Linked DNA regions of Homo sapiens: region 2 is linked to region 1. A link is a loop called in an ENCODE intact Hi-C map of the cell type or tissue named here. Cell type or tissue: PC-9. All regions are shown on one strand.

Region 1 (2,500 bases):
CCAATAAATATAATCCTCCTACAAGATCTTGAGGTCCTCAATAATTTTTAAGAGTGTAAAGGCATTCAAGACCAAAAAGCGAGAACCACTTTTTGTTCTGATGGGAAAGGCATGAGGCAGAGAACTAATCCTCGCTCTGCCATGACACGGTTGGTGGGGGTCAGAGTGGGATCAGTCCTCTGATCAGAGGAGTCTATCCTAGCCCTGGAAGTTCTGGAGTGCTGCACCATCCCTCCACTTCCTGTGCCCTGGTTGCCTCATTTATAAAATGGCAGTAATATTTGCACTGTCCACCTGCCAGGGTCATTTCCAGAGAAACAGTGAAAAGTATGGATTGCTATCCAGTGTGATTCCAGGACCACCAAGAACAAGAGGAAGTGGCCCACACATGCAGAGTCCCAGTGTCCAGGGGAAGAATCTGGTGGTTTCCTGAGCAACCTTTCCCGGGCAGGCTTTCTCTTAGCTGAGAGTGCCAATCTGGCTCTTCCCTTACTGCCCACAGTGGGCACCCAGGGAGACACCCCTGCTCCCGGGCCTTGTTTCAGCCGGGAGATTGGACAGCAAACCTGCTCCTTCCCCAGCCCCACAAGAGCCCACCCCAGTCTAGAGGCCCTTGGGATAGCAGAGCCCAGCAGGAAGAATCCCCAGGGCCAAGAAGGGGCATCCAGAAAACAAACACCAGCCTCATAAACAAGAGAGGCCTGTTTCTCGCTCTGGGGGTGTAGGCCATGAGGAGAAAGGAATTCTTCTCCCACCACACAAAGCCATTCTACCCAGAGCACAAGGGGTACTTTGTAAGGGTCGGGCCGCAGGGAGCCAGTACCCCGTGAGGGCACCTACCTTCACCAGCAGCCTCCCGCGGCCATCCCAGTCCATCTGCAGGTCCTCCCCGTAGCTGAGGCGCACGGAGGCCGTCACTGTATGCTGGATGCGGAGGTCACCTGGAACCCAGCAGGACAGGACTCAGGCAGAGGTGGGGAGAGGACAGGGTGGTGGCAGGCAGATGTATTTGGGAGGAAATGGGGTGTCTCAAAAGGATGGTAGCACTGAAGAGCAATGACTTAGGGGCAGATGGGGTGGCCATGAGGTTTAAGGGGGTGTCAGGAGGAAGGGTGATCAAGGTGGACAGAGCGCAAATAGGGTCCCCCAGGAAGAAGCCTCTGCACCCCCCGCTATGACCTGCCATTCCCCCTACTGCCACAGGAGGGAGGCAGAGGCTCCTGCATCCTGGGCTGTAGGCAGGTGCCCTGGAGCAGAGGGGGATCTCTTTAGCATTGACACCACGACATCTGAATGTGCCTGGGACACTCTGCCACTGCACACCACCTCATGTCTGAGCGATGCTGTGTACGACACTGAATACAGCAATTGTTGCTTCTGTGGGAAGGTGGCGACAGATAGGAGCACACCCCTTGCCCTGGGGGAACAAACATATCTTATAAGGAGACACACAGCATAACACCCATGGACGTGCTGGGTACCCACTAGCCCAAGTTCATCCGCTGTGTGCAATGCTAGGATAATGGGCGACAAAGTGGCCAGCAGTTGTGGAGAAGAAGGAAGAGTCTGAGAGCCACTTTGAGTGTGAAGTTTGGGAGCTTTACCATGCAAAAGCAGGTTTGCTTTGACCGGCACAGTGCAACCCAGGTGAAGATACTGGACAGGTAGGTTTTTTGCTACCTCTAGACAGGCCAGAGGGTCACCTGGCCTCGCCCCAAGTGGCATCCTCTGGTGTGACATCACCAGCCACCCCCGATCTCTCAGCATCAGCCTCTGCCCCTGTCCCACCCCAGAGCAAACCAGAACCACCTGCCCAAGACTCAACTCGCCCCTTTGGTTCAAGCCAAATAAAAATCCTCTCGGTTCCCTTTTCCCATCTACACTCTGTCCCAGGTCTAGAGCAACCTCTTCATCTATAGGCTTCCTTCTCTAGTCTTCCTCCTCCAGGAAGCCTTCCTTTCTTGGAGGGATGCATGCCAAGCACCCCACCCTGCCCTCCAAAAATAACTCTCCATCACATTCCCATGGAAGAGGCATGCAGGTCCTTAAGGACAGTGGCCAGGGTTGAGAAGGAGGGTGCTAAGGGATGGGCTGTGCCAGCCCCAGGCCTGATGGAGCAGGACGAAGCATACCTTTCAGGAGGGGGAGCTGGACGTCCTGGCCATCCATGGCAACTCCTGCCCCATGCTTCAGTTTCACAAGGCTGTTGTGCAGGCCAGGCAGCCGGACGGTGACGGAGCGGGTGCACACAGCGTCGCGGTCATCAGCACACTGCCAAGAGGGAACACAGGGTGACTTTGCTGCACCCCCTGCCTATCCAGCTCCCCAGCCCAGGACCCTCTTAATCAGAGAAAGGCCTCAACCCGAGAGCCTCTGGCCTTCTCATAACCTACAACTCCATTCTCCCAGAATACTCCATGTGAATGGGGCCCCCTAGAGTTGTGCAGCAAGAAGGCTTGCTAAGTGCATCCTTGCACACGCCTTCTCCCAGCCTGGCCCA
Region 2 (2,500 bases), 470 kb after region 1:
TGGCGCTGAGTACGTCGTGGAGTCCACTGGCGTCTTCACCACCATGGAGAAGGCTGGGGTGAGTGCAGGAGGGCCCGCGGGAGGGGAAGCTGACTCAGCCCTGCAAAGGCAGGACCCGGGTTCATAACTGTCTGCTTCTCTGCTGTAGGCTCATTTGCAGGGGGGAGCCAAAAGGGTCATCATCTCTGCCCCCTCTGCTGATGCCCCCATGTTCGTCATGGGTGTGAACCATGAGAAGTATGACAACAGCCTCAAGATCATCAGGTGAGGAAGGCAGGGCCCGTGGAGAAGCGGCCAGCCTGGCACCCTATGGACACGCTCCCCTGACTTGCGCCCCGCTCCCTCTTTCTTTGCAGCAATGCCTCCTGCACCACCAACTGCTTAGCACCCCTGGCCAAGGTCATCCATGACAACTTTGGTATCGTGGAAGGACTCATGGTATGAGAGCTGGGGAATGGGACTGAGGCTCCCACCTTTCTCATCCAAGACTGGCTCCTCCCTGCCGGGGCTGCGTGCAACCCTGGGGTTGGGGGTTCTGGGGACTGGCTTTCCCATAATTTCCTTTCAAGGTGGGGAGGGAGGTAGAGGGGTGATGTGGGGAGTACGCTGCAGGGCCTCACTCCTTTTGCAGACCACAGTCCATGCCATCACTGCCACCCAGAAGACTGTGGATGGCCCCTCCGGGAAACTGTGGCGTGATGGCCGCGGGGCTCTCCAGAACATCATCCCTGCCTCTACTGGCGCTGCCAAGGCTGTGGGCAAGGTCATCCCTGAGCTGAACGGGAAGCTCACTGGCATGGCCTTCCGTGTCCCCACTGCCAACGTGTCAGTGGTGGACCTGACCTGCCGTCTAGAAAAACCTGCCAAATATGATGACATCAAGAAGGTGGTGAAGCAGGCGTCGGAGGGCCCCCTCAAGGGCATCCTGGGCTACACTGAGCACCAGGTGGTCTCCTCTGACTTCAACAGCGACACCCACTCCTCCACCTTTGACGCTGGGGCTGGCATTGCCCTCAACGACCACTTTGTCAAGCTCATTTCCTGGTATGTGGCTGGGGCCAGAGACTGGCTCTTAAAAAGTGCAGGGTCTGGCGCCCTCTGGTGGCTGGCTCAGAAAAAGGGCCCTGACAACTCTTTTCATCTTCTAGGTATGACAACGAATTTGGCTACAGCAACAGGGTGGTGGACCTCATGGCCCACATGGCCTCCAAGGAGTAAGACCCCTGGACCACCAGCCCCAGCAAGAGCACAAGAGGAAGAGAGAGACCCTCACTGCTGGGGAGTCCCTGCCACACTCAGTCCCCCACCACACTGAATCTCCCCTCCTCACAGTTGCCATGTAGACCCCTTGAAGAGGGGAGGGGCCTAGGGAGCCGCACCTTGTCATGTACCATCAATAAAGTACCCTGTGCTCAACCAGTTACTTGTCCTGTCTTATTCTAGGGTCTGGGGCAGAGGGGAGGGAAGCTGGGCTTGTGTCAAGGTGAGACATTCTTGCTGGGGAGGGACCTGGTATGTTCTCCTCAGACTGAGGGTAGGGCCTCCAAACAGCCTTGCTTGCTTCGAGAACCATTTGCTTCCCGCTCAGACGTCTTGAGTGCTACAGGAAGCTGGCACCACTACTTCAGAGAACAAGGCCTTTTCCTCTCCTCGCTCCAGTCCTAGGCTATCTGCTGTTGGCCAAACATGGAAGAAGCTATTCTGTGGGCAGCCCCAGGGAGGCTGACAGGTGGAGGAAGTCAGGGCTCGCACTGGGCTCTGACGCTGACTGGTTAGTGGAGCTCAGCCTGGAGCTGAGCTGCAGCGGGCAATTCCAGCTTGGCCTCCGCAGCTGTGAGGTCTTGAGCACGTGCTCTATTGCTTTCTGTGCCCTCGTGTCTTATCTGAGGACATCGTGGCCAGCCCCTAAGGTCTTCAAGCAGGATTCATCTAGGTAAACCAAGTACCTAAAACCATGCCCAAGGCGGTAAGGACTATATAATGTTTAAAAATCGGTAAAAATGCCCACCTCGCATAGTTTTGAGGAAGATGAACTGAGATGTGTCAGGGTGACTTATTTCCATCATCGTCCTTAGGGGAACTTGGGTAGGGGCAAGGCGTGTAGCTGGGACCTAGGTCCAGACCCCTGGCTCTGCCACTGAACGGCTCAGTTGCTTTGGGCAGTTACTCCCGGGCCTCACTTTGCACGTGTGCTTACCTAGTGGAGACAAAAGTACATACCTCGGTAGAGCGCGCACGCCTGTAACCCCAGCACTTTGGGAGGCCAAGGTGGGTGTATCACCTGAGGTCAGGAGTTTGAGACCAGCCTGGCCAACATGGTGAAACTCCGTCTCTACTAAAATTACAAAAATCAGCCAGGCTTCATGGCACATGCCTATAGTCCCAGCTACAGGCATGCTGAAGCAGGAGAATCGCTTGCACCCCGGAGGCAGAGGCTGCAGTGAGCTGAGACCACACCACTGCACTCCAGCCTAGGCAACAGAGTATGAGACTCCATCTC

The links. A loop is a pair of places that touch in the nucleus more often than their neighbours do. Peaks named below come from ENCODE experiments on the same cell type or tissue, not always from the same donor. Only the 100,000 strongest peaks of a DNase experiment are listed, where the experiment ranks them.
Region 2: it touches region 1 in a loop (3-fold over the local background); 4 of 110 quality-filtered maps call a loop at or near these places.

The regions. Positions count from the first base shown.
Region 1 is chr12:6,062,114-6,064,613 of GRCh38, forward strand. VWF (von Willebrand factor) reads right to left here. Exons shown (of 52, transcript NM_000552.5): 12 at 2,133-2,271; 13 at 841-941. Among named protein-coding and RNA genes, the nearest start is that of SNORA120, 23 kb to the left of the region's middle. In PC-9, CTCF peaks have their summits at 1,181 (motif pointing right) and 1,384; a DNase peak (open chromatin) is centred at 1,288.
Region 2 is chr12:6,536,953-6,539,452 of GRCh38, forward strand. It overlaps GAPDH (glyceraldehyde-3-phosphate dehydrogenase), which reads left to right. Exons shown (of 9, transcript NM_002046.7): 5 at 1-58; 6 at 149-264; 7 at 357-438; 8 at 632-1,044; 9 at 1,149-1,419. The coding sequence ends at 1,218. It also overlaps a transcript of IFFO1 not described here. Among named protein-coding and RNA genes, the nearest start is that of GAPDH, 3.7 kb to the left of the region's middle. RefSeq lists an enhancer at 1-440. In PC-9, CTCF peaks have their summits at 1,104 (motif pointing left) and 1,306; a DNase peak (open chromatin) is centred at 1,079; H3K4me3 peaks cover 293 bases; H3K27ac peaks cover 1,261 bases.